Regions from separate parts of the Homo sapiens genome. Here region 2 is linked to region 1. Evidence: read pairs that join two places in POLR2A ChIA-PET (ENCODE). Cell type or tissue: B cell. All regions are shown on one strand. Each heading gives the region's core, and the rest is flanking DNA. Links, peaks and the distances in the headings are about the cores only.

What was found. Peaks named below come from ENCODE experiments on the same cell type or tissue, not always from the same donor. Only the 100,000 strongest peaks of a DNase experiment are listed, where the experiment ranks them.
Region 2: POLR2A ChIA-PET joins it to region 1 with 11 read pairs; 6 of 35 experiments call an interaction of 5 or more read pairs at or near these places.

The regions. Positions count from the first base shown.
Region 1 is chr21:33,357,321-33,365,907 of GRCh38, forward strand. It overlaps IFNAR1 (interferon alpha and beta receptor subunit 1), which reads left to right. Exons shown (of 11, transcript NM_000629.3): 11 at 1-2,544. Among named protein-coding and RNA genes, the nearest start is that of IFNAR1, 37 kb to the left of the region's middle. RefSeq lists a silencer at 3,903-4,197. In B cell, for the core only: a CTCF peak has its summit at 4,062 (motif pointing left); DNase peaks (open chromatin) are centred at 4,161, 4,551 and 5,031; H3K4me3 peaks cover 2,227 bases; H3K27ac peaks cover 4,219 bases.
Region 2 is chr21:33,501,379-33,509,965 of GRCh38, forward strand. It overlaps GART (phosphoribosylglycinamide formyltransferase, phosphoribosylglycinamide synthetase, phosphoribosylaminoimidazole synthetase), which reads right to left. Exons shown (of 22, transcript NM_000819.5): 18 at 8,405-8,542; 19 at 4,596-4,726; 20 at 4,183-4,324; 21 at 3,034-3,149; 22 at 2,555-2,937. The coding sequence ends at 2,746. Among named protein-coding and RNA genes, the nearest start is that of DNAJC28, 14 kb to the left of the region's middle. In B cell, for the core only: no CTCF peak of the experiment used is centred there; no DNase peak of the experiment used is centred there.

The DNA of each region.
Region 1 (8,587 bases), core at 1,376-6,375:
GAGGGCTGTGATGCTCGGCACATCCTGCCTGGCACATACACGTGTCTGCAGGCCACACCGTGCATGTCCCCAGACCTGCCGCCTGGCTTCTGGAGTGCTTCAAGCAGAGCATGGTGGGTCATTGAGGAGACCCAGGAATCTCATCTGAGAACCCACTCTCTGCCGGAGAACCCCATGGTGACACATTTTCATCTTTCTGACCAGAGGCTGTTTTTTTTTTTTTTTGAGACAGTCTCATTCTGTTGCCCAGGCTGGAGTGCAGTGGCTTGATCTCGGCTCACTGCAACCTCGCCTCCCGGGTTCAAGCAATTCTCTGCCGCAGCCTCCAGAGTAGCTGGGATAACAGGTGCCCACCACCACACCCCACTAATTTTTGTATTTGTATTTTTAGTAGAGATGGGGTTTCACCATGTTGGTCAGGCTGGTCTTGGACTCCTGACCTCATGCTCCACCCGCTTCGGCCTCCCAAAGTTCTGGGATTACAGGTGTGAGCCACCGTGCACGGCCGGCCTGACCTTTGGAAAAGCCTTGTCACTTTGGACGTTTGCGTCTTTGAAGAGGCGATGGGAGCATATCATGACTGCCTGCCACCATTGCTTTTCAGACTACCACAACTCAATCATGCTGTCCAGGACTTCTGGCCCTGTGTTCACCACTGGGAAAACGTACTTCAGACTGGATAGCCTAAAAAGGAGCAATGCCCTTGTAGGATGTGGAGAAGGGAAAATACGGACATTAACATTAAAAGACACCAGTGAAATTGTTAGGTCTCTAGGAAGTTGGAGCACAAGGCTTCACGCTTTAAGACCATCTGTGGTTTTCAGTGAACAAGCGCTGAGCACCAGCAGCAGAAAACAACAACAAAAAAACACCTCGTTTTTACCTTGTCTTCTAGACATGAAAAGGCAGTTGCATTCCACTCTGCATTATGTTCTACATGTTGCTTTATCAGTATATGCTTAGCTGTAAGTGACAAGTATTTTTTCTGAACAGAAGTTTACTTAGAAATACCATGCACTTGGGGGTACCAATTAACCGCCTGAAAATTAGCATATTGATAGTTCTTAGAGAGACCAGATATAATCTAAGAATTTATATGAAAGATTTGTATCATTAGAGCCAGAAATAATTTTATATTAATATATAATACAGATTAACATTATATATAATATGTACCTGTGTCACTTCTGACATGAGCCTGTAAACATATATTCATATATGTACCTGCACATGTACCCACCTGATGTAGGTCTTATTCCTTTAGTATGGACTTAAAGTACTTATTCATATACCTTGTAACTAAAAATTAGAACAGCTCCCTAGAATTGTGAACTTTTAAGAGTCTGACTAGAAATTTGCAACTTATAAAAAAGTTACTTTTAAAAATATAAGTTAGGGCTAGGCACAGTGGCTCATGCCTATAATCTCAGCACTTTTGGGAGGCCAAGACAGGAGGATCACTTCAGGCCAGGAGTTCAAGATCAACCAACCTGGGTAACATGGCCAGACCCCATCTCTATTTATATATATATATATAAAACTTAGAGTTTTTATCTTCCCCTAAAAGAGGCCGTGATATTTGCAGCAGCCTCAAATTGCTCTTAAGGGGTTTAGGTGTGCAGAAGCTTTCCTTTCCCTACCCAGTAACCATGTGACTACTAACGTGGTATATTGATTTATTTTGTTTGCTGTCTGTCTCCCCTGCCCCACTGCTGGAACAGAGGCTCCAAGAAAACAGGGACCTTATTATTCATTACTGCATCCCCAGTAATGAAAGTACTTAGAAAATAATTATTGAATGAATGAAATCTAAACTGTGAACCTGAGGGTGTTTGTGGCAGTGTTTGTTTTACTGAATTGTAGAAGGACATAACCGTGTTTTCAGTGTTTCTATGGAACAAACTTGTACATTTTATTTCACTTGTGTTTTGTCTTAAACCCTACTGCTGGAAACAATTTTATGTAATAAGCAATGGGCCCAAAAGTCTAGGAGTTTTTTTGTACTTAGTGAATTTGTATGCAACAGAGATGCTGCAGCTGATGCCTTTAAAAGGTATTCATCATGGAAGAGCTGAGGCCTGTGCTTGGTGTTCCAGAGCCCAGGGTTGAGCATCCTGAAGGAGCCACTGCAGCCGTCACTGTCCCCAGAGCCTGTGGAGATAGAGCCTGTTTGCTGCTTTTTCTTCCCGCTCTTAAGACATGGCTGGAGCTCAGTCTTCATTGAATGAAGTTTGCTGTGGTATTGCATAGCCTTGCTTTCTTGAACTAAACTGTTTGCCCTTCACAAGTAGTTCTTCTTTCAGGATTAGTTCGTTCCAAGGAGGCTCTTCAGTCTCACAGATAAGTAGATCTCTCCTGCTGTCTGGACACATTTCACTCGGAAATTGAATACAATTTGTATTCAGGCTGGGAACCTGAACACACACTTGTGTTTTTAAGCTTCCCTTTTTTACAGTGGACAAGGACACAAATAATAAATAAATCATCCCTAATGCCCAAGAAATGCCCTGGTACTTAGTAATAACAAAATACCAGTAACTTCCAGTTGTTTCTCACTACCTTTTTTCTTGAGTAGGATGATAATAGAATTACAACTCTTGAGGGCAACATAAATATAGGTGGATATTTGTGGTATGATATTGATGGAAAAATAGCAATCTTTTTCTTTACCTGAGGGGAACAAAGGCAAGAGGAGAATTCGATAGTTCTCATAACAAAGGATTTCTGAGTTTTCCTCCCCTTTCTGTGATCTGTCTCCACTTGGAACTCATGTTCTAGCAAAGGACATTTTGTGGGTGAAGAAGTGATTAATGATTAGGATGAAGAAAATGTTGGCAGTTCCAGCCTGGCCAACATGGTGAAACCCCGTCTCTACTAAAAATACAAAAATTAGCCAAGCATGGTGGCATGTGCCTGTAATCCCAGCTACTGGGGAGGCTGAGGCAGGAGAATCGATTGAACCCGGGAGGCGGAGGTTACAGTGAGCTAAGATCGCACCACTGCACTCCAGGCTGGGCGACAGAGCGAGACTCCATCTCAAAAGAAAAAAAATGTTGGCAGAGAAGATGTTCTGTTGTTTTTTTTTTTTTTTAAGGTCTTGAGAAAAGGGAGGAAGTTGAAAAATTTTATCACTCAATAGCTGGATTAAATTAAACATTACGTCTCACAGTGACTCACCACCCTTGAGCCTCCCTCCCAGATTTTCTGGATACATCAAAGTTAAGAAGAAAAACCTATTTTCCTATCTTTCCAGTAAAAGGACCCTTTTTTCTAAACATAGTCCTTAAATATATAATAGGCTTTTTGTGTACTTGACTCTGTTGTCTATTCCCAAATTTTATAATACTTTTAATATTCTGGAATTGTACTTAGAGAGATTATTCTAAATGTTGTAGTATAAAAGTACATCATCCACTCTGAAATCTCCCTAAAAGAACTCCACTGCATACACGTGGAGAAGTCATCATGCCCCATCTGTGTCTGTACCTGCGGGTGTGTCTAGCATGCTCCCTAGGGAAGGGATTTTATACCATTTGCTTATATTTATTTGGCAAGCTCCATGAAAACAAGGACTGTTTTTTAACTTTGTGGCTGACACTTGGTTGCCTAAGTGTTTAACGGTGATTGAGCGGGGACGTTGACGGTACAAACACTGATTGAATTTACCACTGGAGGGCAACAAGTCACCCTGTTCAGGCTGACAATCGGTTACTATTCAATAATTCCATTCCCAGAAGATACGCCAAGTATGTTTATACAGGTGGTTTCTTAAAGTTCTGTTTGTGATTATCTCGTCTTGAGCAAATGAGGAAAGGATGTGAAGAATCTGGTGTCCCCATGATCTCACCCAGAAATGGTTTGGTAGTTACAAAGCAAGATAGAGCAGTTGAGCAAATACTTAGCCCATCTAGTCCTCTACCACTACCACCTTCGCCTTTTAATGAGCAGGACTTTGTAGTAAGCGAGTTGTTGAAAAGGAGCTCCACATACTTAGTAACAGCCTCGGAGCGGATGGAAAGAAGTAGGCATTGCTGCAGAGCTGAGATGAACCTGCAAGGAGACAGCCTTGGCCCCAGGGAATGATCACTGCACTGCGCCCCCTACTGGCCTGGCTGAGATGACTAGCTGTGATTCCCTCCTTAGTCTCACCTGTTGAAGATGGCGCAGAACAGTTACAGCCATGATCAAAAAAGATAATTAATACTTTAGTGTCTCCTGCCCTATCCGCCCCCAGGGAGAGGCCAGACCATTCAGGGTGCCAGCTGGAGGTTATAAGGGTGGAGTGTGGAGACAGTGTTTCGTGTCACTACTTCCTTTTTTTTTTTTTTTTTTTTTTTTTTTGAGACAGAGTTTTGCTCTTGTCGCCCAGGCTGGAGTGCGGTGGGGCGATCTCGGCTCACTCCAACTTTCACCTCCCAGGTTCAAGCAATTCTCCTGCCTCAGCCTGCTGAATAGCTGGGATTACAGGCGCCTGCCACCACGCCCAACTAATTTTTCTATTTTTAGTAGAGAGCTTCCTGATAGCTGAACATGCAGAGGCTGCTGGGAAGGGCATAGAATCTCTGCAGTCCTTCTCACATACCTTATCCTATGTATCTCTTCATCTGTATCCTTTGTAATAGCCTTCATAATAAACCGGTAAACATAAGTTAGTGTTTCCTCTAGTTCTGTTAGGCAATCTAGCAAATCAGTTGAACACAAGGAGGGGGCCATGGGACCCTCAATTTATAGTCATTCAGTCATAACAGGTAAAACCTGGGGCTTGCAATTGGCATCGGAAATAAGGGGGCAGTCTTGTGGGAATGAGCTCTCAACCTGTGAGATTGAAGCAGCATGGTTGTCTGGGGTAATACGTGTGGTTTGTTGCCCCACGCCAAGGAAATCGAGGATGGGGACACAAAAGGAGTGGGTTCAAGAGCGGAAGTTTAGCAGGCAAAAGAAAGAAGAGACCTTCCCTGTGCAGAGGAAGGAGTCCCGAACAGGTTTCCGGGTTTACAGCGAGATGCGGTTGCTTTTATAGATGAGCTTGAGGAAGCGGTGTCTTATTTACGTAGGGCACAGAGGATTGGTTGGACCAGGTGTTCCATTTACATAGCACAGGAAGAGGCTGGCCATCCCACCCTCATCTGTTATTATGCAAATGGCACCTCTACCTAGCCCAGGCCTTGTTGCCTGCTTTTTTACTGCACACGTGGCAACAAAGAAAAGGGAAAAGGGAACTTCAATATTGAATATACCTGACTTCCAAGTATCCCTTTCCTATTGGCACAGCTGCTGGCATTCGCCTATGCAAGCTTCCAGTTTGCTTATCTATGTTTGCAGCTTGAGTTTTCAGGCTCTTTTTGTTAGAAAAGAAATGATTTGGGGCTTCTTTTTATTAAAAGGCAAACCTTACTGAGGACTCTTTTATCCTCACTAACTGCCTAAATAAATTTTGTTTAGGTGTTGTATCAGGATCTGATGCTATCTCCAGGTAGACAGTGTCAGAATTAAATAGGAGGATACCCAACCAGTGTCTGCTGCAGAATTGATTGCCTTCTTGTTAATGGGGAGAAATCACTACGCATTTGGTCACAGAAGTCTTCTGTGTTTATTGTTGTGGCATGAGAGCAGAGGAAAAACGGTTTGAGATTTTTCCCCTCAAAAACATAGGGGAAATCTTCATGATATTGGACTTGGCAATGATTTATTGGCTATGACACCAAAAGCACAGACAACAAAAACAAAAGTAGACAAATGGGACTACATCAAACTTAAAAACTTCTGCATATAAAAGGAAATAATCAATGGAAAAGACAACCTTTGGAATTGGAAAAATTATTTGCAAAATATTTGCTTTGATAGATTAGCAGATAAAATGTGGTGTTCACATGCCACGGAATATTATTCAGCCTTTAAAAAGAAGGAAATTCTGAGGCCGGGCGTGGTGGCTCACGCCTGTAATCCCAGGACTTTGGGAGGCCGAGGCGGGCAGATCACGAGGTCAGGAGATCGAGACCATCCTGGCTAACACGGTGAAACCCCGTCTCTACTAAAAATACAAAAAATTAGCCGGGCGTGGTGGAGGGTGCCTGTAGTCCCAGCTACTCGGGAGGCTGAGGCAGGAGAATGGCGTGAACCCGGGAGGCGGAGCTTGCAGTGAGCCGAGATCGCACCACTGCACTCCAGCCTGGGCGACAAAGTGAGACTCCGTCTCAAAAAAAAAAAAAAAAAAAAAAAAGGAAATTCTGTCATGTGCTACAACATAGGTGAAGCTTGAGGACATTATGTATGCTATGTGAAATAGGCCAGCAACAAAAATATAAATACCATGTGATTCTACTTACATGAGGTTTCTAAAGCAATCTAATTTCTAGAGACAGAAATTAGACCGATGATTGCTGGCGGCTCAAGGAAGGGGAAAATGGAGAGTTGTTCAGTGGCTATAAAGCTTCAGTTTTTCAAGATGAAAAAGTTCTGAAAATAGGTAATACTACTGAATTGTATGTGTAAAATGGTTAAGATAGTAATTTTTTTTTTTTTAAGAGACAGGGTTTCACTCTGTTGTCCAGACTGGCCTCAAACTTCTATCTCAAGCGATCCTTCCGCCTCAGCATCTGGAGTAGCTGGGACTATAGGTGTGCACCACCACACCCAGCTTTAAAAAGGTCACTATTTTACTTATTTATTTTTAATTAGGGCAGACTTAACAGTAAGTGATTCATCCTTGGTTTCTGATACATTATTTCCTCCTTTTTCTAAAGGAAGTCTGCTCTCTGCCATTATTTTATCTGCCCAGAATACAAGTATAGTAACGTCTTATTACAAGCTATACAAATCCTTTTTCAAAGTGAGTGTGCAGACTGGGCTTGGCGGCTCACGCTTGTAATCCCAGCAATTTGGGAGGCTGAGGTGGGTGAATCACTTGAGGCCAGGAGTTTGAGATCAGCCTGGCCAACATGATGAAACCCCATCTCTACTAAAAGTACAAAAATTAGCGGGGCATGGTGGCACACACCTATAATCCCAGGTACTCGGGAGGCTGAGGCAGGAGAATCACTCGAACCCGGGAGGCAGAGGTTGCAGTGAGCCGGGAGTGCACCACTGCACTCCAGCCTGGGCAACAAAGTGAGACTCTGTCGTGAGTGTGCAGTTCATCACGTAGGCTTGTGTTGATGTCAACATAAGGCAAGTACTTCCTCATTGCTCTACATCAGTGAAGAAATGTGAACACCAAGGTTTAGACTGAGAAGTAGGGCAGGGAGATTGGATGGAGGTAAACTTTAAACATTTCATGTCTTAATTTCTGCTTGTTTACCCCCAAGAGAATTTTATAAATCCATTTATTTCTTCATGTTTTAATTAACATCTAAAATATTTCCTGACACGTTTAAATAGTTGCAAAAGAAATACTTTACAGTAAGTTGTAAATATTCACATTTTAAAATAAACTTGCTTTATCGCTCTTATAAATGCATTCAATGGAATCTCCTATCAAAGCAATTTGATACCCATCATTGTCTACTTTGAAATTACAGAAACTCGGCCAGACATGGCGGCTCACTCCTGTAATCCCAGCACTTTGGGAGGCCGAGGCGAGAGGATTGTTTGAGTCCAAGAGTTCAAAACCATCCTGGACAACATAGTGAGACGACCTTGTCTCTACAAAAAAATGAACAGAATTAGCCAGGTGTGGTGGTGTGTGCCTGCAATTCTAGCTACTTGGGAAGCTGAGGTAGGAGGATCTCTTGAGCCCTGGAGGTCAAGGTATAGTGAGCCAACATTGTGCCACTGCACTCCAGCCTGGGCAACAGAGCAAGACCCTGTCTCAGAAATATTTTTTTAAAAATTTTTTTAAAAAGAAACTCCAGAAACTGTTCTTTATGGGTTCTGAAACTTTACACCATTTCCTTTCCTCCTTGAATTCATATTCTTATTCCCACAAAAGTTCATCTTCATGCAGTAGATTTATTGATCATCTATCGTATATCTTTGCAACAAAAAAGTATATAAATTGATATATTTCTTTTTATATGATCATAGTCTCTGAATGTTAAAAAGAAAAAAATCTGGTTGGGTGCGGTGGCTCATGCTTGTAATCCCAGCACTTTGGGAGGCCGAGGTGGGTGGATCACGAGGTCAGTAGTTCAAGACCAGCCTGGCCAAATGGTGAAACCCCGTCTCTACTAAAAATACAAAAATTAGCTGGGCACGGTGGCAGGAGCCTGTAATCCCAGCTACTCAGGAGGCTGAGGCAGAAGAATCACTTGAACCCTGGTGACAGAGGTTGCAGTGAGCCAAGATCAAGCCACTGCACTCTAGCCTGGGGGACAGAGTGAGACTCCATCTCAAAAAAAAAAAGAAAGAAAGAAAAATAGCTTTTCTGGATTATTATTGCAATTATTAGTATACAGTTGATCAAATATTTCATAACCTTTGATAAATAATTTTTCAGCATAAAAAGTCCAATTTCACTGGAAATGCATCTCTTTTATTTATTTACTTATTTATTTATTTTGAGACAGAGTCTCGCTCTGTCACCCAGGGCTGGAGTGCAGTGGTGCTATCTCAGCTTGCTGCAACCTCTGCCTCCTGGGTTCATGCGATT
Region 2 (8,587 bases), core at 1,387-6,386, 140 kb after region 1:
GCTGGAGTACAGTTGTGCGATCACAGCTCACTGAAACTTCGACCTCCTGAGCTCAAGGAATCCTCCTACCTCAGCCTCCCAAGTAGCTGGGACTACAGGTGTGTGCCACCATGCCTAATTTTTGTTTTATTTGTAGTGATGGGGGTCTCACTATGTTGTCCAGGCTGGTCTTGAACTCCTGGGCTCAACTGATCCTCCTACCTGGGCCCCCCGTGCTGGAATTACAGGTGTGAGCCACCATGCCTGGCCGCATGTGGTCATTTATGACTGAATTCTTTTTTTTTTTTTTTTTTGAGACGGAGTCTCGCTCTATTGGCAGGCTGGAGTGCAGGGGCGTTAGCTCACTGCAACCTCCGCCTCCCGGATTCAAGCAATTCTCCTGCCTCAACCTCCCTAGTAGCTAGGACTACAGGTGCACACCACCACGCCCAGCTAATTTCTGTATTTTTATTAGAGACAGGGTTCCACCATGTTGGCCAGGATGGTCTTGATCTCTTGACCTCGTGATCCGCCTGCCTCGGCCTCCCAAAGTGCTGGGATTACAGAGCTGAGCCACTGCACCTGGCCCTGAATTCTTTCACTTAGCATAATACTTCAAGGTTCACCCACACTGTAGCATGTGTTAGTATTTCATTCCTTTTTATAATTGAATAGTATTCAATGTATGGATATATTTATCCATATATTTATCAGTTCATTTGCTGATGAACATTTGCATTGTCTCCACTTATGAATCAGTTTTTAACTGTTAATTAACATTTGGCTCCAGATAAAGGAAAATGATCTAACACTGTGGTAAATGTAAAATTTACATGGCTTGTGAAAGAATGGCTGTCAGAGATGGTCTCTTTTAAACAGTGGAGGAGGCAAATGTATGCATTAGAATTGCTGAAAAACACTTTGGGAGGTAAAGACAATTTTGGTTTTAAAAAGGCCAAAGGAGGGCCGGGTGCGGTGGCTCACGCCTGTAATCCCAGCACTATGAGGGCCAAAGCAGGCAGATCAAATGAAGTCAGGAGTTGGAAACCAGCCTGGCCAGCATGGTGAAACCCCGTCTCTACCACAAATACAAAATGAGCCGGGTGTCGTAGTGCATGCCTGTAATCCTAGCTACTCAGGAGGCTGAGGCAGGAGAATCACTTGAACCCGGGAGGCAGAGGTTGCAGTGAGCTGAGATCTTGCCACTGCACCCCAGCCTGGGTGACTGAGTGAGACTGTCTCATCAAAACAACTATATGAATGATATTTGCCTACTTTAATTGACAAGGGAATAGAGAGACACAGTGGATGAGAAATGTGCCTAAAGTTTTATGCTTGAATCTAAAAGCCACCAACTCTCCCCCTAATCCTCTAGTGACTTGCAGAGAAGTATGGATCTTTATAAACCACAGGATAATTAAACTTTACTGAAGCTAAAATCTGGGGATTACAGAAACTGTCAATAATTAGAGGAACGTTTAATGATACTTCAAAGCATAAAGGATACTATCCTTCAGAAATGGGAGCTATCCAGAAATCTTAACACACCAGATTATGATCACGATGGTCGGAAAAGTCTCAAATCAGCTATACAATATAAGGAAGAGATACTGCCTTGTTAGACTTGGGGAAGAGATAGTCACTTGACACTGATCAGAAGGAGGCTGGGCAACTTTTACACACCGGAATCTATAACCAAGATTATAAACGGAACCCAGGTGATACACTTGGGTTTGTCCTCATGTTTCTTTTCCTCATTTTAACTCAGATACATCCAGCAGTCATGGCTTCAAAAGCATATGATCAAAGATCAGAAAACCCATAACTTATTTATTTATTTATTTATTTATTTATTTATTTATTGAGATGGAGTCTCGCTCTGTCGCCCGGGCTGGAGTGCGGTGGCATGATCTCAGCTCACTGCAAGCTCTGCCTCCCGGGTTCACGCCATTCTCCTGCCTCAGCCTCCCAAGTAGCTGGGACCACAGGCGCCCGCCACCACACCCAGGATAATTTTTTTTTTTTTTTTTTTTTGTATTTTTAGTAGAGACGGGGTTTCACCGTGTTAGCCAGGATGGTCTCGATCTCCTGACCTCGTGATCTGCCCGCCTCAGCCTCCCAAAGTACTGGGATTACAGGTGTGAGCCACCGCACCCAGCCCATTATTATTTTTTGAGACAAGTCTCGCTCTGTTGCCCAGGCTGGAGTGCAGTGGCATGATCTTGGCTCACTGCAACCTCCACTTCCTGGGTTCAAGCGATTCTCCTGCCTCAGCCACCCGAGTAGCTGGGATTACAGGTGCGTACCACCACACCCAGCTAACTATTTTTTGTATTTTTAGTAGAGATGGGATTTCACTGTGTTAGCCAGGATAGTCTCGATCTCCTGACCTCATGATCCGCCTGCCTCGGCCTCCCAAAGTGCTGGGATTACAGGCGTGAGCCACTGTGCCCAGCTGAAAACATAAAACTTATAAACATGGAGGTGATTCATCATGTTGTCAGGCAATACCAAAAAAAAAAAGAGGGGGTGACGGTTAGAAAAAGAGCATAAAAAAGACCAAGAAAACTGTATGTCTCAGATATGCTGCACTAACTAGTCTTGTTTTTAGTGAGTCTCTATTTATTAAAAAAATAGATGAAGTAAGGGTGAGGTCTTTTTTGTCTTTTAGCAGTTTTTCTTTTGGGCCAAGTCCATGATAAAAAACCACCATGCAAACAGCAAATAATTCTTTCTAAACTGGCCCCATTTCTGAATTAAAAGGCTTCATTCCTCTTTAACCCAACAGATCTTGCCATTTTCTCCAAGCTGTACAGTTCCACTGGCCACCAGCTGAAGGGCTGCAGGAAATATTTTATGTTCTGCTAATTTTACTCTTTCAGAAAGAGTTGCGACAGTATCACCCCTCTTCACGGGAACAGCTTCTTGCAAAATAATCTGTCCAGCATCCACATCTTCCTGGAAAAGTAAGCAAAAGTTTTGAACATTACCTTCTAGCCAGTGTCATTTACATCTGACTACTAATATTATGTTGGTAGAAAAAGACATACTCACAGCTACAAAGTGTACAGTGCACCCAGTAACTGTGACTCCGGTTTCCAGGGCTTGCTCATGGGCATTTGAACCCTTAAAAGAAGGGAGCAAGGATGGGTGGATATTGAGCATTTTTCCTAAAAATTAAAAAAAGCATAGTGGTCAGAATTTAAAAATCCTGGGTATTCTGTTAAAGGAATACGTTTTCCTATCTAGATCCGAAGTCAAACAGGAGTTGGATTTCTGGGATGGATGTTTTCTTTGCCAAACACAGAAATGAGGTAAAAGTAAGTTCTCATCCAAGAAGGCCCTGGAAGCAGCAAGTACCCGCCTTGCACAGTTAAAGGCATGCTGGGGTGCTCTGAACAGACATTCATGGTGACAGGAAGGTGGGGAGTTCAAGCTGAATACCAGCTTGTTGCTGGCACGTACTATTAAAAATAAGCAAGAGGTTCTTACATAGCATCTATGTGCTTGACTTCTAACCACAAAGTGACCTGTCCACCAGACAGATGCTAGATTAGTTCTGTGTGGCTCATGTCACCAAAGGCATTGTCTATTTTATATCACACCACAAGTGCTCTAACTACATTCACCTAAGAATACATAAACTCTTTGGAGGGAAAATGCATTTATTGACCAACTGTGTGCACACATACACAAACAGGATGCAGTCAAGGCTTTTGGGAAGAAGGCAGTAACATAGATAGTATGTGTTTTCTGGCAATAACCTCCTCCTTGCCAACTCCTGGCAATGGTCTATGCTTCCTAAGAGAGGATGGACTCTTCATTTTGGGATATACGGAATCACTCTCTTTTGCTTCCAAACAAATAAAGGAAGGTCTTCTGAATATTTATTCAAAAGATGAAATATTATCTTTGCAGTAATGTGAAACAAAACTAAGCTACATTAGAAAAAGTGATTAATTACAGCAAGCCAAAGTAAATGGATAGAGAGCAGGTTAATAAATCATCATTGGGTCATTCTTTAGTGTAAAACAAAGGAAATTAAACTGTGACCTGTGTTAAAGTATTAATAAAATATCACAGTCAAACAGGAGTTGGATTTCTGGGATGGGTGTTCACTACTGGGATTGTTTGGCAAGTTATCTGTTCTGGAGACCATTTTCAATTGATTTCCCAATGTGATGTCAAATAATTTTTGCTTACCATTCCACTTTTGGACAAAGGGGCCAGAAAGAATTCTCATGAATCCTGCAAGACAGACTATGTCTATGGAGAACTCTTCAAGGACTAGGTCAATTGCACTGTCAAATTCTACACGATTTTTATACAGTTTATGATTAATTACCTGTAATAGAAAAAGATAAGCACAACCCTTTTCAATGAATTACCAAAAATAATTAAAAACTCAACCTTTACACAGACCATACTTCACTTCCTTGTAAAGATATACCTGATAGAGAGATTATTAAGAAAGGGACAGGATGAAGAAGGCAAGCCCAGCACCCACCCAAAATGGCGAAGTCCCAAGAACAAGTGCCCATAGACCAGGGTCCTGTGAGGGCAGATTACGAGCTTAAATATGGCCCACAGCAAAGATATTTTCCCAAGTAACTTACTCTAGTGGGAATACCAGCTCTTTCCGCTTTATCTAACCCAGCTACTGCGGCTTTGTTGGAGATAACAATATCAATTTGTGCAGAGCTATTTGGTTCCCGAGTACTGTCTATAAGTGCTTGCAGGTTCGATCCTGAGAAGGGAGAAAAACAGCAGTGAGCTCATACTACTACTTCTTTTTTTTTTTTTGAGAGGGAGTCTCACTCTGTCGCCCAGGCTAGGAGTGCAGTGCCACGATCTGGGTTCACTGCAACCTCCACCTCCCGGGTTCAAGCAATTATCCTGCCTCAGCCTCCTGAGTAGCTGGGATTACAGGAGCCCACCACCACACCTGGCTAATTTTTGTATTTTTAGTAGAGATGGGGTTTCACCACGTTGGCCAGGCTCGTCTGGAACTCCTGACATCAGGTGATCCGCCCACCTCGGCCTCCCAAATTTGGGATTACAGGCATGAGCCACCGCGCCCAACCTCACACTTTTTAAAAAAAGAGATGTGCCATTTTGAATAGGGGACAGTCAAATTTTCTGAATAAATGTCTTGGAAAAGACTGGTGATATGTGAGGCTTCTAAATTCCCTTTCTCTTGGCACAGGCAACTAAAGTAAATATGGAAAAAGCTTCTGTATAGCAATGGAAACAATCAACAAAGTAAGGAGACAACCCACAGAATGGTAGAAAATATGTGCAAACTACCCATCTGACAAGGGATTAATAACCAGAATATATAAGGAGCTTAAACAATTCATTAGGGAAAAATCTAATACTCTGATTAAAAATGGGCAAAAGATCTGAATAGACATTTCTTAAAAGAAAACACACAAATTGCAAACAGGTATATAAAAAGGTGCTCAACATCATTATCATCAGAGAAATGCAAATCAAAACTATGACATATTGTCTCGCCCCGGTTAAAATGGCTTTTATCCAAAACACAGGCAATAACACGCTGGCGAAGATGTGGAGAAAAGGGAACCGTCACACACTATTGGGAAGGTAAATTAGTACAATTATTATGGAGAACAGTTTGAAGGGTCCTCAAAAATTAAAAAAAAGAGCTACCATATCATCCAGCAATCCCATTGCTAGGTATATACCCAAAAGAAAGAAAATCAGTGTATCAAAGAGATACCTGCAGTTTCATGTTTATTCTCCCTAGCCAAGATTTGGAAGCAACCTAAATGTTTATCAGCAGACAAATGGATAAAGAAAATGTGGTACATCACACAATGGAGTACTATTCAGCCATAAAAAAGATGAGATCCTGTCATTTGCAACAACATGGATGGAACGGGAGGTCATTAAGTTAAGTGAAATAAGTCAGGCACAGAAAGACAAACCTCACATGTTCTCACTTATTTGTGGGAGCTAAAAATTAAAACAGTTGAACTCATGATGATAGTGCAATGATGGTTACCAGAGGCTAGGAAGGGTAGTGGGAGAGACGGGGAGAGGGGATGCTAATGGGTACAAAAATATAGTTAGAATGAACAAAATCTAGTGTTTGATAGCATAACAGGGTGACTATAGTCAACAATAATTTATTACACATTTTAAAATAACTGGAAGAGGCTGGATGTGGTGGCTCACACCTATAATCCCAGCACTTTGGGAGGCCAAGGCAGGCGGATCATACTGAGGTCAAGAGTTCAAGACCAGCCTGACCAGCCTGGCCAACATGATGAAACCCCATCTCTACTAAAAATACAAAAAATTAGCCAGGCATAGTGGCAGGTGCCTGTAATCCCAGCTACTCAGGAGGCTGAGACAGAAGAATCACTTGAAACTGGGAGGCGGAGTTTGCAGTGAGCCGAGTCTGCGCCACTGCACTCCAGCCTGGGCGACAGAGTGAGACTCTATCTCAAAAACAAAAACAAAAACAAAACAAAAAAAAACTGAAATAAAATAACTGGATTGTTTGTAACACAAAGAATAAATGCTTGAGGTGATGAATACCCCATTTACAGGGATGTGATTATTACAGGTTGTATGGCTGTATCAAAAGATCTCATGTACCCTATAAATATATATACCTACCATGTACCCATACAAATTAAAAATTAAAAAAACTCCCTTCCTCTTGGGATAATGGATTAATAGATTGTGAAAAGCACAGATATTCCTGGATAGCCTCCAGTTCCATCCATATTGCTGCAAACGACGTGGTTTAGGATATGTAATTGCTCCTAGGATATGTAATTGCTCCCACAAATTCTGTATCTTGTGATCTAGCATTGTAGTAGAAACAGTATAACATTATGTTAAAACTGACTGATGAGAAATAAGCTGCTTAATTAAGCAAGAAAAACTGACCCTCTCAAGAACAAACCACTATGCTATGACTCTTACAATAGTTTCTTTAAAAAAAAAAAATTTTAGATTCGGGGGTACACACGCTTGTTTATTACATGGGAATGTTGTATAATGGTGGGGACTGGGCTTCTAGTGTACCTATTACCTACATAGTGAACATTATACCTGATAGAAAAATTTTCAACCCTCACCTCTTCTCCCACACTTCCCTGTTTTGTATCTATTGTTTCCATCTTTTTTTTTTTTTTTTTTTTTGAGATGGAGTCTTGCTCTGTCTCCAGGCTGGAGTACAGTGGTGCAATCTCAGCTCATTGCAACCTCTGTCTCCAGGGTTCAAGCAATTCTCCTGTCTCAGCCTCCAGAGTAGCTGGACTACAGACGTGTGCCACCATGCCCAGCTAATTTTTGTATTTTTAGTGGAGACAGGGTTTCACCATGTTGGCCAGGATGGTCTCGATCTCTTGACCTTGTGATCCGCCCGCCTCAGCCTCCCAAAGTGCTAGGATTACAGGCGTGAGCCACAGCACCCGGCCCTATTGTTTCCATCTTTATGTCCACATGTACCCACTGTTTAGCTCCCACTCATAAGTGAGAACATGCAATATCTGGTTTTCTGTTTCTGAGGCAGTTCACTCAGGATAATGGCCTCCAGTTCCATCCATATTGCTGCAAATGATGTGGTTTTATTCTTTTTTATGGCTGCATCTTACAATAGCTTCTTTGCTTTATTATCAACTTGGGCCTAAAGTACATTAAAACCTTAAGATCGACCTGTAAAGCAATTAAACTTCTGGGAATGAATCCTGAAGAAGTATCAGAGCTGGTTGTGGTGCTGCATGCCTGCAGTCCCAGCTACTCGGGGGGCTAATAAGGCGGAAGGATTGCTTGAGGCCAGAGCTGGAAGCTGCAGTGTACTATGACTGCATCTGTGAATAGCTACTGTACTCTAGCCTGGGCAACATAGCAAGACTGTCTCAAAAAGAATCACTATGATCTTGGCCATCAAATAAAAAAAAATCACATATGCATTTAAGAACATACTGAATATTTGCAAGAATGTTCATAGCAGTGTTACTTACAATAGAGGGAAAAAAATCAGGCTACATCCATCTGAGAGAATACAATACTCTTATTACTTTACCCCTCTATCCATAAAGGTTAAACATAAACTTCTTCTAATTAATAAGATAACAATAAAAATTCCTCAACTGTTTTCAGACTTTTCAACAACAAAGCTATGATACAAAATGAGCTGTAGCTTCTATCTTTTCTGGTTTCTCTTTAACCAGCTTTCTGACATCCTTTACTTTTTTCTTTGGGAGCTGTCTCAAATTCCTAAGAAAAGTGGAAAGACTAAGAATGCTGAAAAGACAAAGACAACCCTCATGATTCCCCCCAGTCCCTAGACTCTGCCGAGAGTAACCTTACAATCTCACAAGAGTGCGGGGAGGAAAGGAAGGGCAGTCAACAGCTCTACAGTGAAGGGGAAGCCACATCTCACCTGTTCCAGATATTAAGACAGCCACTCTGGCCTTTTTTTTTTCAAAAGAGAAATGATTTGTCAGGGAGCCATTCTTCAACACTGACCCATTTATTTGCATGCTTTCAATCAGATTCTTGACTTTCACACGTGGGGAACCTTCATTTCAAACATATCCATAAATAAGTAAAGAACAATTGTGAA